3 separate regions of the Mus musculus genome follow, and all the other regions are linked to region 3. Evidence: chromatin loops called from intact Hi-C (ENCODE). Cell type or tissue: heart. All regions are shown on one strand.

Region 1 (2,500 bases), 880 kb before region 3:
GCAGTTTGTTCCTTAGTTTTCCCAGTCACTACTCTCATCTAATCATATCGATCCATAGAACTGCAGTCACATGGCCATCATACAGAACAGTGTAGAGCTATTCCTTTAATAACTTACTAAGTTATTATGCAATCATAGTGCTCTATCTCAAAGATAGCTATGGTGTTATTGAAATAAAGTGGTTACTCAGATCTGCCTTCACAGAACGCATGACCCAATCAGTCTTGTTTTTGAGATCTGTGAAATAAATAAATAAATAAATAAATAAATAAATAAATACACAATCCATGCCCACACACCTTTGATCCCAGGATGTGGGAGGCAGAAGTAGGCAGATCTCTGAGACTGAGGCCAGCCTGATCTACAGAGTAAGTTTCAGAACAGCCAGAGCTACACAGAAAAACCCTGTCTCAAACAAAAACAAACAAACAAACAAACACGCCCTCCATGAATCATGATCAATAAAAACACAACAGAGACCTTCCCTGCTAGCAGTTCTCCGTGGCAAATAAAGAAAAAGACAAAGCACAAGACTTTAATAAAAAAAAGCAGATGTGACCCTGATACACACATACACACACACACACACACACACACACACACACACATATATATACATATGTGTGTGTGTGTGTATATATATATGTATGTATATATATATATATATATATATATATATATATATCCAAGACAGCCTTGCTTACATCAAGTGTGCATGTGTAACACCAGCATATATTATGCAATCCTGTATCTGAATGCTGTGTAAAATGTAATATAAAGTTCCCATCTTTAAAAACAAAACCTTAGATTTTTTTTGTGCATTGAAGTGAGTCTCACACTCAAAGTTAAGGGATGCTCTATTCCCACTTAAAGAGATTTTCAGATGGAGCAGAAAAGGGAAAAGACTTAATATTGCCATTAATTTATCTGACCTACTGGGGAAGGGGTAGCTCAGCTGACAGATGAGGCAAGCACAAACCCTGAGTTAGATGGCCAGCACCACACCATCCTTTTTTACACAGAAAGTTCGTGGCCAGCCTGGGATACATGAGGTTCTGCATCTAAATAAGTGAATATATAAAATATATAAAATGGCATACCCGTACAAACTCGCCTTCCGTGGGGTTTACGCTGTTGACTCAGAGTGGCACCACTCTCCAGCAGAAGCCTGACTGGCCCTCATTTGCATGGAAAGGGGAGTGCTGCCTCAGATTGTCTAGAAAGAGGATGACTCTCAACGTCCTCCAATCGCCTCACAACTATGTAAGAGAGAAAGGAAAAAGCGTGGTATGGAGAAAAGGGTTTATTGGAAGTTGAGACAAAACATGACCGCCTTTCAAGACCAGCCTGAGTGATTCTGAGCTGGGGACATTTGCTGAATCCACACTGTTCCTGGCGGACACTGGGTGGCGCTCGTGGTAAAGGCTTGCGCTTCTTTAGGGTCTTTTCCCCCCCATCGCCACAAGCCCTTTGCAAACTTCAGCTACCCAAAGAAATTACAGGCTCCCTACATGTCTCAGCAGGGAGCTTTGCTGGAGGAATTTGTGATACTATGGGATCCTTTCTCCGCCGATGCGTCAGTTGGGATTTGAGAAGCACTAGTGTACTATCCCTAGCCATGGCGTCAGATCCACCTCCTCAGAACTGACAAAATTAACATCCCTGGCCAGAAAAAAACCCAAAGTGTGGCTCCAAAAGTGCTGACCAGACTTGTAGCTCGGCCTGCAGCACACAGAACACAGGGAGTGTCCTTGTGAAAGGAAACAGGACTACATATTGTGAGCAGACTCGAGGCTGTCTATAGTGGCCCTTACTTGACTGTATTTAAGGAAAGGATGGAAAGTGACAAAACTCAACTCAGAAAAGCCATAAAGAAAGTTGAGATTGGTGAATTTCAAAGAGGCTCCAAGTTGGTGATTTCACCCTGAACTGGACTTACTACAACAGGTTTACATCTGCATAAAGGCCAGTCTTTCAGCACTTCAGGTTATATGTAGAGATGGCGCATTCTTTTCTCCTTACCCATCCTTTTTCATTATTCATATATGTATATATATATTTCATTGTTCATAAATACATTTTTGTGTGTAATATATCTTTACATGCGTATATGTGTATATATGTGTAATATATACAGACATGTGCAATAATGTATGTGTGTACATCCATATGTGTAAATGCATATCTCCACTGAGAAAAGGAAGCAGCGAGTAAATGCTAGCAAGATGTAGAATTATCTTACCAATATAACATGAAGTATATCTGCAGTTTCCAGTATCAGGGTCATGGGAAGCTGCCTTCTCACCAAGGTTTAAGAGAACTATTAGACTCCTTCTGGCGATAATGACCATGCTGACCTTTTTCCTCCTGGTTATTACATTTAAATTTATAGTAAATAAAATTGGGGCCTGTGATGGGATCACCCATCTCTCTGCACTTTTTTTTTTTATAACCTCTGAACACTTTGACCAGCTCAAGGCATTGATTTGTAAGGCCCCAT
Region 2 (2,500 bases), 910 kb before region 3:
CAGGTATGAAAGAAGAATTCCATATTATTCCATGTCATTTACCCCGTAATAGAGTATCCAGTGTATGTAAAAGAATGTCTTGTAATGCCTGGAGAATCTTTTAGGAATAAATTTTTACACCTCAAGCTGATATATGGCTTTTCACTTCAGTTTAAAATTATAGGAGCAGTTACCAAAAACTATCGTCCATAAGCTAGTCAAACAAAGAGAGTTAAGCCTTTCTGCTGAAACTTGAGAACAAATTAAGGATTGCCTAGGAGAGATTATGTTTTCCATGTTTGTACTGTTAGTATTTATGAAAATACCGAAAGCAATCTCTGATTTTGCAGTTTTTAGTCACTAGCATATGAGACCAGCATGAGACATCAGTAAAGCGGCTTCACCCTTCATTGTGTTATACCAATTGTGAATCAACAGAGTTGGGGAGTAAGATATGGCTCCATAGACTAGATGAAGATAAAACAAGCTTTGAAGACGGGCGTTAAAGAAGAGAAGAGGGACACAGCCAGGAGTGGAGAAATGGTGAGAGTTCCAGAGGGCACTGGGCAAACGGACTTGGCTGGAGTAGAGAAATGAGTTGAGGGTGGCTTGAAAGCCAGACAAGCGTGAGGGAACTTAGTGTGGTGAGGTGTCTCGGAGCTGCTGAGAGACGGATGCAAGTTCCTCTTTGGGGAGATCTGCCTGGTGGTAGCCTTCTGGTGCTGATCGTGGGGGCGGGGCTGGACAAGGCAAAAGCGGCTTGAAGCAGCTGAGAGCATTCTACTCTTCACAAATCCTGCTGGGCTGTCAGACTTGTACTTTTAAATGTGTGAGCCCAATTATCCTCTTTGGACTATCCTACAAGGAGACTTTTAGAAAAGTCAAAGAGATACTCAGACTTAAACATCTGAGTCCCAGTCCTCACGGCTTTGGAGCACACTGGAGATCCTGGGGAGCCGTTTTAAGGTGGATATTTGTAGTGTCACCTTTAAACACTTAACTCTAATAGGACTCTTTCTGAAGGGACCCTTCAAAGGAGAGGGAATGCAGTATGCACGACCACTAGATGTCACTGTTGCTAGGCTACCTCAAGTTTAGAAGTACAGTATTCAGAGAGCTTGAAGAGTCTTCAAATCAAAAGGGGGGGAAATGTAAGTTTATTATACTTGCTGCCAAAATGCTTGTCACCCCTGCTCTCTGCCACCACACACACACATCCATATTCTTCCTAAAAGGCAAATTCAAGACACTCGTCTTGAGGGTTTGTGACGATGTCTAAAACTAGTATGTTCCAATTGTCCCCTTTATCCCCTGGTGCTAGAGACTGAGACCCTAGGCTCCACCACTGAACAATAGCCTCTGCCTCTTTGTGATTTTTATCTGGAGCCAGTGGCTCACTAAATGACTGAGATTGCCCTTGAACTTTCTCTGGAGCACAGGCAGGCCTTGGACCTGTGCTGTGTGTGGTGATTACAGGCTTGCACCACCAGGGCCAGCCTGACTTTTGTCACAGAAGCACCCTCTTTTAAGTGCTGTGTTCTCTGTGGCTGTGTGAAATGAGCTCTTGCTTTTTAAGCAGTATTCTTGGCCATGTTGCCACTGTGGAGTAGTCCCTTTGCAAATGACTTCTGAAAACATTTCATATGTTCAGCTCTGACTTGGGGTACTTGGTTTAGTTGCATGTGTCCCAGGTTCATGGCTACAGTAGAATTCCTGAGTCCTCTGTGGGACTGTCTCATAATGCAGCTTTTACTACAACGGAGACCTTGAAAACCCAAGTCACATTTTATTATGTGTTTACACAGTCCTAATTACCACACCATTAAAAATATTTTAAATATTTCAATTATTTTATATGTTTAGACTATAGACTATGGTCTGAACATAACAACCTGTAATACCATGTTTGGGTACCTAATAAAAGCTCTTAAGTAGCACAGTATGTACTCTTTGTAAATAAACACTGTATAACATACCTTATGAAATATTTAAAAGCCATCTTCTCTAGTAACTAAATGTTATTAAACCAAAATTCTTTCCCCACTACTCTCCCATATTGCTTACTCTTCCCACTGCCCTAATAGAATGCTCTGACAGAAACAATTTGCAGGGAAATGGGAAGGATTTATTTTGGCTTAGAGGTCCAGGAAACACAGTCCACTGCGCTGGGGCAGGCCTGGAAATACACAGAGGCTGACCACACTGCACCCATCCTCAAGATCCAGAAGCAACCACTAGCGCTCAGCTCACCTCCCATGGGTCTTTTCCCCCCAATTAACCTAGTCTATAAACTCTCTCAGCCGTCGTGAGGCTTGGCTCCTGGACCATCCTGTCAAGTGAGCAGCCCATATTAACCATCACATCCTGTAAGATAAAGCCTTTTAGGTGGCTCAGCAGATAAAGATGCTTCTCATCAAACCTGAAGACCTGAGCTCCATCCCCAGGAATCTCATGCTGGGAAGAGAGCCCAGACTCTGCATACTCTAAGATACTAAGATACTCTAAGATACTCTTCAAAGTG
Region 3 (2,500 bases):
TCAAAAATATTCATTTTGTTATCAACTGTTTTTTTTTTAAATAGATGCCTATTTTATCTTGTGAATGACTTTAAATGTGACACGTTAAAATCCCATTTTAAAGACGAATTGAGTTTTGCATACATGTATAAACTTAGACACTATGGCCTTTGAGTTCAATATTGTAGACAAGGAATATTTCCATAGCAATAAATCAAATGGATGGTAGAACTAAACAGAAAGCAGTGTAGAGAACCATCTTCAATGGAGTCGAAACAGAAATTGTACAAATAGCCAGCGTTGACAGAGTAACCTCATTTCAATAATCCAGTCTAAAAACAGCACCCACAAAAGCTTACTTTTCCAAGTCTCTGCCAATAAAGTTATTTCAACACGATGTGTCCTTCCCCTTAGGGAAAAGTGTGAACACACTTTGTGCTGTTGGGGGAAAAGATGTGTGTGGGGCAGAGTCGTTAACTGTCTAAGATCTGGTACAGTTTAGGGATGAAGTGACATGGAGTTTTGGCCAATGCATCTGTTGGTTCCCTTCTGGGAAGTCAAGAATTGGGGGTTGAGAGTGGGGGCAATGGACTGTACCCAGAGGCAATTGTAGGGTCTGTCCACAAAAGGCTCCCCCCCCCCCCACGAAGGACCAGACTGCAGAGTGACCCGGGTCCCCCTTTCCCATCCCTGGGCCCGGGCGCCTGTCGCTCACCTCGGTGTCACTGTTGAGGTTCCAGAGGTCCAAGCGCCCCATCCCGTCCACGCAGGCAAAGAGCGCGGGATGCACGGGGGACCACATGACATCGTACACATAGTCTGCATTGTCTTCAAAGGAGTAGAGCGGCTTGTTGTGCTGTAAAGCAGAGAGACCGTGAAGACTTAGTGGCGCTGCCGCCGCCTCGGGCTGTCTAGAGAGCCTAATTAAAAACTTTGCACATTCACCAAGTGTCATAAAACTTCCCGAGATGAAAGTCCTCGAGAAGGTGAACCGGAGCTTTAATGTGACTACAACTGTCCAGTGGCATAAATAAATCCCCGGGGGTGGGGTGTACTTTGAATGGGCCGGGGCCGGGACCCGCGGAGCGAGGCGGTTTCAGACACAGTTGTAAGCGACATTCCAGACAGGTGGACGCGACTGCCATTAGCTCGGAATTCTTGCCAGGCCAAGCTGTGCATGCAGGTCGCGGGAGCCTGAACCCAGCAGTGGGCTGAGGGGCTTGGACCTGCTGGCATGCTCCGAAGCCCGGGCGGTCCCTGGCGACCCTGGCTCTGCACCGAAGGCAACGTCTGCCACCTCGTGGACCTCCCTTGTCGCTGCAGCAACGATGGCTTCTTCCAGTCCAACTGCAGGCCAAATTCATATTTTAACTCTTTTTGTGCGGCGAGGGAAGGAGACAAATACCTTTAAATGCGGGTTTGCGCTCTTACAGAAAAGTGGAAATCTCTCCACTCAAGACCTTAGCCTCCCTGTATGGGGTTAGTTCGCCAGAACCAAGTGGAGCAATGTGGCTCATTCTAGAACCTCTGAACTTACACAGAAAATATGACTTCCTTTCTAAATCACCAAGGATTTCCAAGACCCCTACAGTTGATGTTCTGAGGGGAAACACAGAGCATTTTTCCACTGCATACAAATGCCTCCACTCCAGAGGGATATAATAAATTAAAATGGCACACTTGATTTCCAGCGAATATTGTCACATCAAAATAGCACAGAAGTCAGAGGCAAGTTTGAAAGTACACCAGAAATAAAACGTAATTGGACTTTATGAATTATTCATTCCATCTGGCTTGTCTTATTCTAATTTCTGCATAATGGCTTTACTAATCCCTGATCAATTAATGTAAAATGAAATTTAAATGATAATGAAAGCCCTAGAGATAAAAGAAATTAACTATTCTTATATCCTCTGACAGAAATCTAAACAATGGGAATTTTTGTCTTCTTCCTCCAGTCAGCTGTCTGCACTCTCTTCTCAGGCTCTGTGGAATGTCTACACAGGCCAGGGCCTTAAGATCAAGAAAAGATAACATACAATGTAACAATCAAATCCTTTCTGCCTTGGATATTCAAAGAACTCATCTGTAGGGAATCCGCTCCAAGTTATCAGCGAGAACTGCCAATGTGTGCTGCTTGTGAATGCGAGATGCCCACAGTACATGGGCTGAGATTAGAGCGGCGAGAATCAGTGCAAACCCACAGTTCTTAAACTGAAACCGAATGCACCGACGTGTTAGGGGAGTGACTGTAACTTCCATTATTTGCATTTCCTTGACGCGTAAAAGTAACTGGTTTGATGCAAACAAAGTTTAGATAGATTAGGGCAGCACAGATTGTAGATAAACTAGTGTGTGTGTGTGTGTGTGTATTTGTGTTTGAGTGTGTGTGAGTTTGTGTGTGATGTTTTTTAAAGAGATAGATGCGTCATATTTTTAACTTCAAAAGTATTTCTGAGGAAATATAATTTGAAAAAAATACCCACCATTGAAACACCAAGAAGGAACAAACTAAACATTT

The links. Peaks named below come from ENCODE experiments on the same cell type or tissue, not always from the same donor. Only the 100,000 strongest peaks of a DNase experiment are listed, where the experiment ranks them.
Region 1: a loop joins it to region 3, with 12 times the contacts of the local background. A loop is called at or near these places in 22 of 42 quality-filtered maps.
Region 2: it touches region 3 in a loop (8-fold over the local background); 7 of 42 quality-filtered maps call a loop at or near these places.

What each region holds. Positions count from the first base shown.
Region 1 is chr6:6,884,037-6,886,536 of GRCm38, reverse strand. No RefSeq gene overlaps it. Among named protein-coding and RNA genes, the nearest start is that of Dlx5, 3.2 kb to the right of the region's middle. In heart, a CTCF peak has its summit at 1,405 (motif pointing right); no DNase peak of the experiment used is centred here; H3K27me3 peaks cover 697 bases.
Region 2 is chr6:6,913,891-6,916,390 of GRCm38, reverse strand. No RefSeq gene overlaps it. Among named protein-coding and RNA genes, the nearest start is that of Gm22155, 9.1 kb to the left of the region's middle. In heart, a CTCF peak has its summit at 1,037 (motif pointing right); no DNase peak of the experiment used is centred here.
Region 3 is chr6:6,004,605-6,007,104 of GRCm38, reverse strand. Dync1i1 (dynein cytoplasmic 1 intermediate chain 1) reads right to left here. Exons shown (of 17, transcript NM_010063.4): 15 at 695-835. Among named protein-coding and RNA genes, the nearest start is that of 1700019G24Rik, 28 kb to the right of the region's middle. In heart, a CTCF peak has its summit at 1,293 (motif pointing left); a DNase peak (open chromatin) is centred at 1,194; H3K4me3 peaks cover 1,466 bases; H3K27ac peaks cover 1,036 bases.